Regions from separate parts of the Homo sapiens genome. Here region 2 is linked to region 1. Evidence: read pairs that join two places in POLR2A ChIA-PET (ENCODE). Cell type or tissue: OCI-LY7. All regions are shown on one strand. Each heading gives the region's core, and the rest is flanking DNA. Links, peaks and the distances in the headings are about the cores only.

The links. ChIA-PET counts read pairs that join two places held together with the same protein. Peaks named below come from ENCODE experiments on the same cell type or tissue, not always from the same donor. Only the 100,000 strongest peaks of a DNase experiment are listed, where the experiment ranks them.
Region 2: POLR2A ChIA-PET joins it to region 1 with 5 read pairs; 2 of 35 experiments call an interaction of 5 or more read pairs at or near these places.

What each region holds. Positions count from the first base shown.
Region 1 is chr17:45,404,895-45,411,234 of GRCh38, reverse strand. ARHGAP27 (Rho GTPase activating protein 27) reads left to right here. Exons shown (of 20, transcript NM_001282290.2): 5 at 5,152-5,559; 6 at 6,129-6,311. Among named protein-coding and RNA genes, the nearest start is that of ARHGAP27, 25 kb to the left of the region's middle. In OCI-LY7, for the core only: no CTCF peak of the experiment used is centred there; DNase peaks (open chromatin) are centred at 1,504, 3,204, 4,904, 5,814 and 1 weaker place; H3K4me3 peaks cover 2,833 bases; H3K27ac peaks cover 3,858 bases.
Region 2 is chr17:45,338,295-45,344,634 of GRCh38, reverse strand. No RefSeq gene overlaps it. Among named protein-coding and RNA genes, the nearest start is that of MAP3K14, 24 kb to the right of the region's middle. In OCI-LY7, for the core only: no CTCF peak of the experiment used is centred there; no DNase peak of the experiment used is centred there.

The DNA.
Region 1 (6,340 bases), core at 862-5,861:
CTCAGGGCATGTGTCCACTGTGCGTGGCTGGGGTCTGTCATCCCCACACGAGGGGGTGAAGGGAAGAGAGGCCAGGAAGAAGATTTAACCTTCCTCCTGGAAGAAGCTGGTGCCTGGCCCTCTTCTCTGGGTCCTTAGAGAGGAGGGGACAGGCACGGGCATACTTGTACACGTATGTGGACACGCAAGTGAGAGTGGGCACATGTGGGCATGCAGGCGTGGGAGGGCATATGCATCTTGGTGACCGAGTCTGGAGGAGACAGACCCAGGTGGTCAGGCGGGCAGATAGTGATGTGGTCAGAATCCTTCCTGTCCTCCTCGGGGCTGGCACAGTCCAGATGCCAGCTCCCTGTGATATCACATCTGCCCAGACCCCTTCCTCTTTGGGAACTCTTCCCCTCCCCCCCACAAGCTTCCTCTTTCCCATTACACCCTCCCTGGGCCTAGAGGGAGTGGACAACCACTCATTGTCCTGTTTCCGCCCCAGGAGCCACTCCAGGCCAGCCCAGGCCCCCAGCACTCAGCGCCCCCTCTGCCCACCCTGTCTGTGCAAGCGCGCCCCTCCCCCACAGGCTCAGCCGTGATTCTCTCTGTGCAGTTCATGCTGTGGCTGGGTCTGGCCGTGATCTTCCTCTGTGCAGCCCACACCATGGCTATGTCTGGGCCTCGGATGCGGCTCACTGGTCATTAGAGCACTGAGTGGGGCAGCCAGCAGTGTTTCTAGAAGCATAAAAATACCCTCAACCTGAGGCCCCTCCACCCCACCCGCCCCAACTCAGGCAGCACTTCCGCAGCCCTGACAGGAAATGGGCTGGAGTCTCAGCCTCCCGCCATCTCGGCAACTTCTTGTTTCCCTGTTGCCCTGTGCCAGCACTGGGGTAGTGCCCCTGGGCTCTACCCCCAAAACCTTCCCAGGGCTCTGTCCCGGCAGTTCAGAGGGGCCAGGATGGTGGACATAATCGCCAAAGTGACCAGGAGGCAGAGTCGAGCCTTGCCGGCACAGGTAGGGGATGCTGGGGTCAAGGGGTGCCCGGTGGGCCTCTACCACAAGCCCTGTTAGGAGCTGGGTGAGCTGGGGCTTAGAGCAGGGAGCCTCTTGGAAGTTGGGGCTCATACTTCCTTTTCTCTTTCCTTCTCGGAGGCCCTGCCCATCCAAGAGGTGGTCAGCTTGGGGCAAGAGTGGCAGGGCTGCCACCTGCTTGTGGACAGGGGAGGGAACTGGAGATAAGGGGTGAACCACTGTAAGGCAGTACCAGGGGGCTGGGCAGCCTGGAGCCTGAGAGCCAGGTCCCTCTTGGCTCCTCCTCTGGCCTGAGGTCGGAAGGCCACTTCTTGTCTCTAGGATGCGACCCAAGAGCCATTGATCCCGTAGTCAGGCCCCTGCTTATGAGCTGCATCTGGGTCTTGTCTGGGCCTCCATGAACAGGAGCAAGGAGGAGGGTAGGGGTGGCAGGCGCCTGTAACTCCTTGAAGGCCAGAGGATGTGGAGGGCGTGACTGCACCTGGCCCCAGGAGCTGGTTAGAACCCAGCTGAGGCTCTGCCAGGAGAGGAGAGCATCTCTATCTCAGCACTGTGCAGGGTCTGCCGAGAGTTCCAGAGTTTGAAGGGGCCTGAAGGACACTGCAGTTCAACACCCACCACAGGGCTATGGCTTCCCTAACAGGGAGTAGACTCTGCTCAGTCACCTCCAGTGAGGGCCCCTCACTACCTCCAGAAGCAGCCTGTGTCTCTGGCAGCCCTAGTCCTCAGAATGCTTCCTTCAGAGGAATGCTGCTGTGCCCCTGCAGCATGATACCCCATCTTCTCTTCCTTGTGACAGCCCTGTCATGCTGGGGACCTAAACTTCTACCTCCGAAATCTCCTCTGTACCTGCTGGGGACATTCCTTCGTGTGAGGACCCCATCAGCCTCACTGGCCTGGGACTCCTCGTGGACCCAGAGCCATGGCCCACAGCCTGCCAAGTAGAAATTCCTGCTCCAAAGAGCCTGTTCCTTATCAGCTCATCCACCCCTGGTGGAGCCTTTCAACTCCTGCCCCAGTGCGTTCAGCTGGGAGGATGGGAGGTGTGTCTGGTTCCTCTGCCTTCCTCTCCCCGCTGCTTCCATCCTGCCCTCCCCAGGAATCTCCTGGTTTCTGTGGCTCCGACCCTCCTCCTCAGAAAGCTCAAGCTCATTCCAGGCTCTTCTGTCATGTCAGGCATGTTTGTTGCTGAAACTGGGCATGGGTTAGACTTGTGTACACAAGCAGTTTGTGGCAGACCTGCTATGTGCTTCAGGGCATTGGCCCAGCTGCTGGGGGGCAAATGGAATCAGCTACATTATCCTTAGTCTTGCTCTCAAGAAAATCCTGCCTTTTGGGGCAGAGGAGGTGGGCAGATGGTTGGACAACTGGCTGCCCACCAAGGCAGAACGCCATTGGGCCTCAACAGAGCAGTGAGCAGAGTGCCAGCAGGTTTGACCTCTCCCTGGAGAGGCTTGTCAGCTGAGCACCGTGAGAGAGCAGGATTTGGGTAGGCAGAGAACCAGAGAAGGGAATTCCAGGCTGAGGGAATGGCTGGAGCAAACGCTTCGAGGTGGGAGGATGCCTTTTCTGTTGGGGGCCGGTGAGAGGCCTGTTGTGGTTGGACTACAGGATGCCACATCAGAGCTATGGTGGGGGTAGAGAAAGGACAAGTGGGGTGGAGGGTCCCCTCTCAGCCACACAGCAGCCTGGAGGAAGGGGAGAGGAGAGAAGAACTGATGGGCTGGGATCCCCAGCTCTCCCTGTCCCCCAGGCGCCTGGGGACTGGCACCCTGTCTAAAACTGTAACATCCTCTTCATTGACAGTGTTTTCATTTCTTGCTTAGCAGTGATCAGCACTGACATGCTGTCCATTTACTCATCACCCCCACCATTTACACACAGGTGCACTTGAGTGCCAGCTCTGCCAGGGAAGGATTTGTGTCCCTTTCTTCCCTGCTGTATTCCCCGTGCCTCAAACAGTGCCTGGCACAGAGCAGGTGAATCTTTGTTGGGTAAACAAATGTTCTTCTTTTCCTTCTTCTTTTCATTGTTTTGGTTTGGTTTGCTTTTTTGGCATCAGTTTGGTGAAAAATGAATTTTTTTTTTTTTTTGGCATCTGCCTAAGGCTCAGGGAGAGACCACCCTGAACAGGTGCTTCCTCTTTCGAGGAGTTTACAGCTTAGTGATGGTGTCACAGTCAGCAGAGGAACTTCTGTGAATTTTTAAAAGTTTTGTAGTACAAAATTTTGAGGCTGCAGGAAAGTTCAAAGAAAACAAAACAAAAACAAACCCCTATAATCACAGTGCTCAGAAGGGACCTCTGTTAGCATTTTGGAAAGTTTCCGAAAACACAAAATTGAAATGTGGAAATCTGCTTTCCCCTGAAGTATTGTGTATGCTTAGAAAATAGTAGTAATTGGCCAGGTGCGGTGGCTCACACCTGTAATCCCAGCACTTTGGGAGGCCCTGGTGGGCGGATCACCTGAGGTCAGGAGTTCAAGACCAGCCTGGCCAACAGGGCAAAACCCCATCTCTACTAAAATACAAAAATTAGCCAGGCGTGGTGGTGCGTGCCTGCAATGCCAGCTACTTGGGAGGCTGAGGCATGAGAATCGCTTGAACCCAGGAGGCGGAGGTTGCAGTGAGCCGAGATCACACCATTCCACTCCAGTCTGGACGACAGAGCGAGACTCCATCTCAAAAAAAAAAAAAGAAAAAAAAGAAAAAGAAAAAGAAAAGAAAAGAAAATAGTAGTAATCTCCGTATGCCATGCTGCTGCCTGGGGTTTGAGAATGTAGTCATCTGTCCCTCTGTGGGGCCAAGGGTGCTGGGCTGAATGTGGGGGCACGGGGATGGGGGGAATCTCAGGAAAAGGCTGGAACCTGGCACCTCAGCTGAATCCTGAAGAAGGAATTGGAGTCAGCCAGGCAAAAAAAGGGGTGGAGATGGGCCTGGGCAGGCTGCAGATGAGCCTAGGCCTGGAGGAAACACAGCAGGGACGGTGGGGACCTCTAGCAACTGGTGCTACTGGAGCTTAAAGTTCAAGGCAAGGGGCAAGGAGTGGCAGGAAATAATAGTGGAAGCACAGGCCGGTGAGGGACGGTCTCTTGTGCCTGGTTAAGGGCTTAGACTTTGCCCTGCAGCCAGCAGGGAGCTCTGAGGTGTGAATCAGGAGAGCCTCTGTTCCGGGAGGCTTACGCATGGCTAGGTTTATGTTCTATGTGATTGAACCCCCAGCTGCCCTCACTCTCCTTTGGGGTGGAGTAAAACAATTCACCTCTCTTTGCCCCTCCATTCTCCAGCCCATCTGGCTGTCCTGTCTCCCTCTCTTGTCTGGAATTGGTTCTGACACCTGCAAACTTCACCTTGGAAAGTTCAGTCCCCAAATCCAGACAGGGTGCTGATTCCAATCCCAGAGCTTTCTGGGCTGAGAGTGGGGTGGGGTGGGAGCTCTCAGTGGAGCTGTAAGAATGCAGCTTGAATCCAGGAGGTGGTGGTTGCAGTGAGCCAAGATTGCGCCACTGCACTCCAGCCTGGGTGACAGAGCTAGACCCCATCTCAAAAAAAAGAATGCAGCAGGGCCCTGAATGGGCACCATAAACAGGGGCACGCCCCAGACCACTTCTCAGTTCCTGCCCAACCTCTGACTTGCCTCTGTGAGTGCACAGTTGTGAGAACTGGGTTATCGATGTTTTATTATTATTGATAAATATAATTAATGTAATTGACCCACCCGTCTGGGGCACTAAATACTTTACAAAGTACTTTCAAGAGCATTTCCTCATTCACTCTTCACTACAGTTTCCGGAATGGACAGAGCAGACATTTTACACCCAGGAAACTGAGGCAGAGAGGTAGTGTGACTTCCTGAAGGTCGCCCAAGGGGCTAAAGCTCAAGAAGAGGCCACTTCTAACAGGCACTTCCCCTTTCAAGGAGTTTACGGCTTAGTGATGGTGTCACAGTGAGCAGAAGAACTTACGTGATTTTTAAAATGCTTTGTTGTACAAAATTTTGAGGCTGCAGAAAAGTTTAAAGAAAATAAAGCGAAAACAAATAAACCCCTATAATCGCACTGCCCAGAGGGGACCTCTGTTACCATTTTGGAAGGTTTCTGAAAACACAAAATTCCTCCTTTCTCCTCCCGCAGGTGGACGACCCACCGGAGCCCGTGTACGCGAACATAGAGAGGCAGCCCCGGGCCACTTCACCGGGCGCCGCTGCAGCCCCCCTTCCCAGCCCGGTGTGGGAGACGCACACGGACGCGGGCACCGGGCGCCCCTACTACTACAACCCAGACACGGGAGTTACCACCTGGGAGTCGCCCTTTGAGGCTGCCGAGGGTGCCGCCAGCCCAGCCACCTCCCCTGCCTCGGTGGACAGCCACGTGAGCCTTGAGACCGAGTGGGGCCAGTACTGGGATGAGGAGAGCCGCAGGGTGTTCTTCTACAACCCGCTGACGGGCGAGACGGCCTGGGAGGACGAGGCCGAGAACGAGCCCGAGGAGGAGTTGGAGATGCAGCCGGGCCTGAGCCCTGGCAGCCCAGGGGACCCGCGGGTGAGGGGCAGGGCCAGAGTGGGCGGTTCTACCTCTGAGCGCCTCTGATCCCGCCTCCTGCTCCCAGAGGCCCAGGGACACACGGGTGAGGGGGTGGTGATGGGTGGGCGGGGCTACCTCTGAGAGCCTTTGACCCCTTCTCCTGCTCCCACAGACCCAGGGACCCCAGGGTGAAGGGCGGGGCTGGAGTGGGCGGGGCTACCTCTGAGCGCCTTTGACCCCACCTCCTGCTCCCACAGACCTAAGGACCAGAGGGTGAGGGGTGGGGCAGGATGGGTGGGGCTACCTCTAAGCGCTTCTGACCCCGCCTCCTGTTTCTGCAGACCCAGGGACCAGAAGGTGAGGGGCAGGGCTGGAGTGGGCGGGGCTACCTCTGACGCCTTCTGCTCCCACAGCCCCAGGGACCAGAGGGTGAGGTGCGGAGCTACCTCTGAGCGCTTCTGACCCCGCCTCCTGCTCCCACAGCCTCAGGGACCAGAAGGCAAGGGGGTGGGCCTGGTCCAAAACGGCAGGGCCAGCAGGCAGTACTGGCACTCAGAGCCTCTGACTCCACCTTCTGTTCCCCGCAGCCCCCCACTCCCGAGACGGACTACCCCGAGTCGCTGACCAGTTACCCCGAGGAGGACTATTCTCCCGTGGGCTCTTTCGGTGAGCCCGGCCCTACCTCTCCCTTGACCACACCCCCCGGCTGGTCTTGTCATGTCAGCCAGGACAAGCAGATGCTCTACACCAACCACTTCACTCAGGAGCAGGTAGGGGCAGGGGGCAGATGGACCCGGAC
Region 2 (6,340 bases), core at 785-5,784, 67 kb after region 1:
CTAATTTTTTTGTATTTTTAGTAGAGATGGGATTTCACCGTGTTCGCCAGGATGGTCTCAATCTCCTGACCTCGTGATCCACCCACTTCAGCCTCCCAAAGTGCTGAGATTACAGGCATGAGCCACCACGCCCGGCCGAAAGGGGGGTCATTTTTAAAATCCCAAATGTGCAGACCACATCCCAGACCAATTACATATAAATCTCTGAGGGGGAGCCCCAGACTTCAGGCTGGAGGGCAGTGGCACTATCATAGTTCACTGCAGCCTTGACTTCCTGGGCTTAAGAGATCCTCCCATCTTAGCCTCCTGAGTAGCTAGGACTACAGGCACAAGCCACCACACCTGGCTAATTTGTTGTTGCTTTTTTTTTTTTTTTTGAGATGGGGTCTCACTATCTTGCCCAGTCTCAGGATTTCTTAAAGCTCCCTAGTGATTCCAACAAGCAGCCAAGTTCCAGAACCATGGAGTAAAACCATTCTAGATCAGGCACAGTGGCTCTTGCCTGTAATTCCAGCACTCTGGGAGGCCAAGGTGGGCAGATCAGGAGGTCAGGAGATCAAGACCAGCCTAGCCAACATGCTGAAACCCCCTTCTCTACTAAAAACACAAAAATTAGCCGGGTGTGGTGGCGTGTGCTTGTAGTCCTAGCTACTTGGGAGGCTGAGGCAGGAGAATCGCTTGAACCCGGGAGGCAGAGGTTGCAGTGAGCCAAGATCACTCCACTGCACTCCAGCCTGGGCAACAGAGTGAGACTCCGTCTCAAACAAACAAAAAAACAAACAAACAAAAAATTTCTAAACCAGATGAAGCCAAAAAGGGGTGGGACAGTTGCGGTTGTGGTGATGAATGCCCAACATTTATGTGGACAAAGCTGTGTGATCTTGGACAAATCACTTAATGTCTTGGGGTCTCTGTTTCCTCATCTGTAAAGTGAAGATGATTCTATAACCTTCCTCATAGGGTTATTATAGGGTTGAATGGGACAATGCTTGTAAGTCCTTGGCACAGTGCCTGGCACACAGAAAACACCCAGGAACTTTAGGTTTTGCCTATTATTTTAGAGTTTACAGTGATGTTTTCTATGCAGTATCTCGAAATTATACCTTACCTCCTCAATTATAGGGGTGCACATTTTTGCATTTTAACATCTTTAAAAGTGTAATGCATAGACAGTGTCTTATATTCAGCGACATGACCCTCACCTGCGCTAAGCACTGTTCTAAGGGTTTTATGTTAATTACCTCCTTTAACTCTCACAATATCCCTAGAGAAGAGGATGATTATATCCATCCCCATTTAAGAGACTGGTAAACTGAGGCCCAGAGTGAAGTGCCTTGTCTGTGTTCCCATAGTCAGTGGCAGAACAGGGATTAACCTTGGGTCGGGCTCTAGAGTCTGTGCTCCTGACCACTCTGCTATATAGCAGCTCATGGAAACTGAAAGGCAGGTGAGGTGAGCAGAGTCATCCAGCTGGGATTTGAATCCATGACACCAAAACCACCATGCTTGTTCCCTGTCCTGCTTCTGACTGGAGGCCGATTCCCAGCTGCAGCTGGGGGAGAAGTCCACATGTGGCTGTCAGTGTGTCTGCACAGAGGGGGAGCTGAGACCTAGGGTGAGAAAGAGGGTGATTTGTCCATATTCACACAGTGGCAAAGCTGGGGTTAGGATCTGGGTGTAGATGCCAGAGCCTGTCTCTCTTTCCCTACCCACCCCCAGGGCCTAGCCCCTCTGCTCTGCTCCCCACCCTCCTAGCAAGGCAGGAAAGAATCTGAGAAGGCTGGGCACAGTGGCTTACAACTATAATCCCAGCACTTTGAGAGACCAAGATGGGAGGATTGCTTGATTTACCTACCCTGCCTGGTCTGCCTGGCTGGTGCCCCCTTTCCTTCTCTCCCCTCTTCCTGTGCTAGCCGCGTCTCCTCTCTCGCCGACCTCCATAGGCAACCACTAGGGTATATTCTCTGGCCCATCTGACATGATATTAGCCAGTGTCAACGGCAGGGATGAATTCTTTCCTACCATCCCAAGGCACATCGGGCCCCCCGCCTCACACGTGTTCTGCTCACCATGCATCCGCCTGTACGATGGATCCTGGGCCCTCGCCCTCACCATCCCAGCACAAGAGGGAGTCTCATCATAGTGGCTCCTATCCCTTCAGTGTGTACTCTGCCCCACCCGGCATTCTGCTAATTGTTGCATGTGCACGCCTCAGTTTCCCCACAGCTGCCCCATGAGCCCGGTGGAATGATTACCCCCACTTTGAAGGTAACAAGCCTGAGGGACTCAGGCTGAGCAGCTTGCTGAGATGGAACATGAACCCAGGTCCGTGTGACTTCCACACCCGTCTTCCAGGAAATATTTGTGGAATCCATCATTTTATTACATTACAATATTAATCCATACAATAATGGGTTCAACAAATATTTCCTGGGTTCCTCTCGTGGGCTGGCTGAGCTGGGCATAGCATGGTGAGCAGAGCAGGGTGAGTCTCAGCCTTCAGGGAACTTAGAACCAACTGGGCCAATGGACTCGATTTGAAGACTCACACCCGGATGCGGTGCAGCTTCAGATGCAGAGGGCCGTGGAAGAGGCCAGCGGGAGGCTGGAGCCAGCAGGAACCGTGGAGCCTGTTTCAGCAGAGTGGCAGGAAGTGAGGAAGGGAGGCCTGGAGAAGGAGCCAGCCTACCTTCAGGAGTCAAGGGGGCAGGACTTTGCTGGTATGGGGAGGGCCTCGAGCAAGCGTCCAGCCACGCCCCCTCCTCCCCTACTGGGAGAGCCACAGGATGCCCCAAGAGCAAGAGAGCAGGCAGAGCCCTGACAGGATCCAAGTCGAGTCATTAAGAGACTCTCCGCCTGGGTGGATCCACTGTCAGTCTCAGCACCCACCAGCTCCCATCCTCCTCTGGCAAAGGAGAGGTCATCCCCCAGGTCCATGGCTGACGGGGCAGAGGACCGTATTTGTCATCCAGCTCCAGCTCAGATTCTTAGGAAATAACAAAGTAACAAGAGATCAGAGAGGTCTAACTCAGTCAGAGGCGCTGGCAGATTTTAATCAAAAACAGCACAGAAGTTAAAACCTTAACCCAAACCATCCCTGCCAGATAAATTCAGTCTCTCCTGGAAGTTCTTTATAAAGGGTTCTCCATGCACTGCACAGTACACAGTCATCAGTTTCTGTGCTTAAATAATACTCATGGGCTGTGAATCCTTCTTCACCCTAAGCCTAAATCTTCTTTACTGGAATCTAACATGAATACCAGCTTCTCACTATATTTCTATTTGTGAGATAATATATATTTGAAGATGGTAAATTGTTTTCCAATACAAACTTAAAAATTACACCAGTCGCAGTGACTCACATCTGTAATCCCAGCACTTTGGGAGGCTGAGGCAGGAGGATGGCTTGAGGCCAGGAGTTTGAGACCAGCCTGGGCAACATGGCAAAACCCCTTCTCTACTAAAAGTTTTAAAAATTAAAAAATCCGGGCATGGTGGCACACACCTGTAGTCCCATCTACTCAAGAGACTGAGGTGGGAGGATCGCTTGAGCCCAAGAGGTCAAGGCTGCAGTGAGCTATGATCGGGCCATTACACTCCAGCCTGGGAAACAGAATGAGACCCTGTCTCAAACAAACAAACAAACAAACAAACAACTTAAAAATTTTGTGGCTCACACCTACAATCCAGCACTTTGGGGGGCCAAGGCAGGTGGATCATTTGAGGTCAGGAGTTCCAGACCAGCCTGGCCAACATGGTAAAACCCTGTCTCTACTAAAAATACAAAAAAAATTACCTGGGCATGGTGGTGTGCGCCTGTAATCACAGCTAATGGGTAGACTGAGGCAGGAGAATCGCTTGAACCCAGGAGGCCGAGGTTACAGTGAGCTGAGATCACACTACTCCACTCCAGCCGGGGTGACAGAGTGAGACTCTTGTCTCAAAAAAAAAAAAAAAAAAGTAAAAATTAAAGATGACCCTAGAGCTTTGATGTAAAATGGCAGGGTTATCTTAAGCCACTTTGCTCCTTTGGTTCTGTTGGCACTGAGACAGCCAGTGAGGAGGAGCAGGGGCACAGGAAGGAGGGTGCAACTGCAGCACAGCCAAGGAGACAGGGACCAGGTCCCACCCCAGCCTTAAGCAGGGCAAAGACAGGAGCCCAGATGCCCAGGGACCCCTGTGAACCACCCGTCAGCACATCCCAGAAAGGTCCTGAGGACTCCAGAGTCACTCCAGTCCTTCTCACCTACCTTGTCACAAGAACCATCACACACACACACACATACATACTGACTGGCATGAACATTTTGGGGTGTCAGATGTAACAGTGCCAACTGAGGGTAGGCTTGACAGATCTAAATGCTTGTCCCAACTTTGCCCTTTCTAGCTGTGTGACCTTGGACAGGTACCTAACCTCTCTGATGGTTGGTATCCTCTCTGGGAGAATGGGGTGAAGACTCACACAAGACAACCCTCATGGGGTAGTTCTGAGGACCGATGGAGTCATGGAGCCAAAGTGGCTTGTGAACTGGACTAACACGACGTATTAGATTCATGGTTGCCTTAGGTCTGACCCTGAGCAGGAGTCCAAGAGGGACAGGCAGGAGAGGAGAAAGAAGTGAAAGGTGTGGCAGCCCTGGAAATGTCCCTAAGCCCCAAAGCTAGGCACCTTGCTGCTGTTGGGGTCTCTGCCAGGGTCTGAGGTGAACATACATGGTGAAAACAGTCGGGGGTTATCTGGGTCAGGTCCTGGACCTGACACTTTTCATGGGATCATCTCAAAAGAGCACGAGGGCTGGACATGGTGACTCATGTCTGTAATCCCAGCACTTCGGGAGGCCAAGCAGCAGGAGCCTCACTTGGGGTCAGGAGTTCAAGACCAGCCTGGCCAACATGGTGAAACCCCATCTCTACTAAAAATACAAAATTTAGCCGGGCATGGTGGCATGTCCCTGTAGTCTCAGCTACTCAGGAGCCTGAGGCAGGAGAATCGCTTAAACTTGGGAGGTGGAGGTTGCAGTGAGCCAAGATCATCCCATGCACTCCAGCCTGGAGCAACAGAGGGAGACTACGTCTCAAAACAAAACAAAACAAAACAAAAAAAAGCACCAGGAGGCAAGCATTTTGGTTTTCCCATTCTACAGAAGAGGAAACTGGGGCTTGGGGAGGTTCAGTTTTTAGGCTGGGCTGGCATTCCCCTGGGTGCTAATGGCTATGCTGTATGGCTGTGTAGGGGGTACATGGATTCTGCAGGACAGGAAAGCGTTAGAAGCTTCCCCCACGGGGCCAAATTCTCCATTAGACACAGGAGGCACACTGACGCTTTTGGGGCCCCGTGAAAATGTTGGTGGTGGTGGTTTTTTTTTGAGACAGGATCTCATTTTGTCACCCAGGCTGGAGTGGAGCAGTGCAATTGCAGCTCGGTGCACCCTCCAACACCCTGGGCTCCGGTGATCCTCCCACCTCAGGCTCCTGAGTCTGGGACTACAGGAGTGTGCCACCACACCTGGCTAAGTTTTGCATTTTCTTATAGAGATGGGGTTTTGCCATGTTGCCCAGGCTGGTCTTGAATTCCTGGGCTCAAGCAATCCACCCGCCTCGGCCTCCCAAAGTGCTGGAATTACAGGCCTGGCTGAAAATGTTTTAATTTTATTTTATAATCAGAAGAAATGTTGAACAAAATAATAATCAATAGATAATCATGAATCCAGCTTGGGTTATATTCATCTTTATACCAACACAGTTGTATAATATACTTTGTAATATTTTTCTGTGGAGGAAGGGACCCATGAACGCAAAAGGCAGATGTGGCCCTGGTGCCCCAGGGCTCTGTCTCGACATGGGAGAGAAAAGTCAGGAGCTCCTTCTCCCTCTCCCCACCTCACTGCTTCCTCCCAGCCCCTGGTCTGGCTCAGCAATGCCAGGCCAGACCAAGTCCGGCCGACTGAGCCAAAGCCAAAGCCCCAAGGGCAGCCCAGGTCACCCCGGCTTAGCCTGTGGAGCCCCCACCCCACACCCTGTCCCAGGTTCTTCTCCCAGAGCCCCCTGCCATCCCAGCATCCTTGCAGCCCAGAGCTGAGGAAGGGAGTGTTCCGATTCCTGGCAATGCCCAGCTTCCTGTTTTTCTCCAAGTGGATGAGGTCAGGCTGCTGGAAAGGGACATGGGGGCCATTTGTGGGCCAATAGATCCCAGCCGTGTGGATGGACTCAGTGGCTGGGGGAGGAGTGGGGGAGCTGCACTGGGCCCCTGGGCCCCCTACTATCCACCCAGAGGGCCCTCTCTTCCTGATACCCCCGCAGACTCCGGCAGATCCCCACACACCTCTGCAAGGTCTCCTTG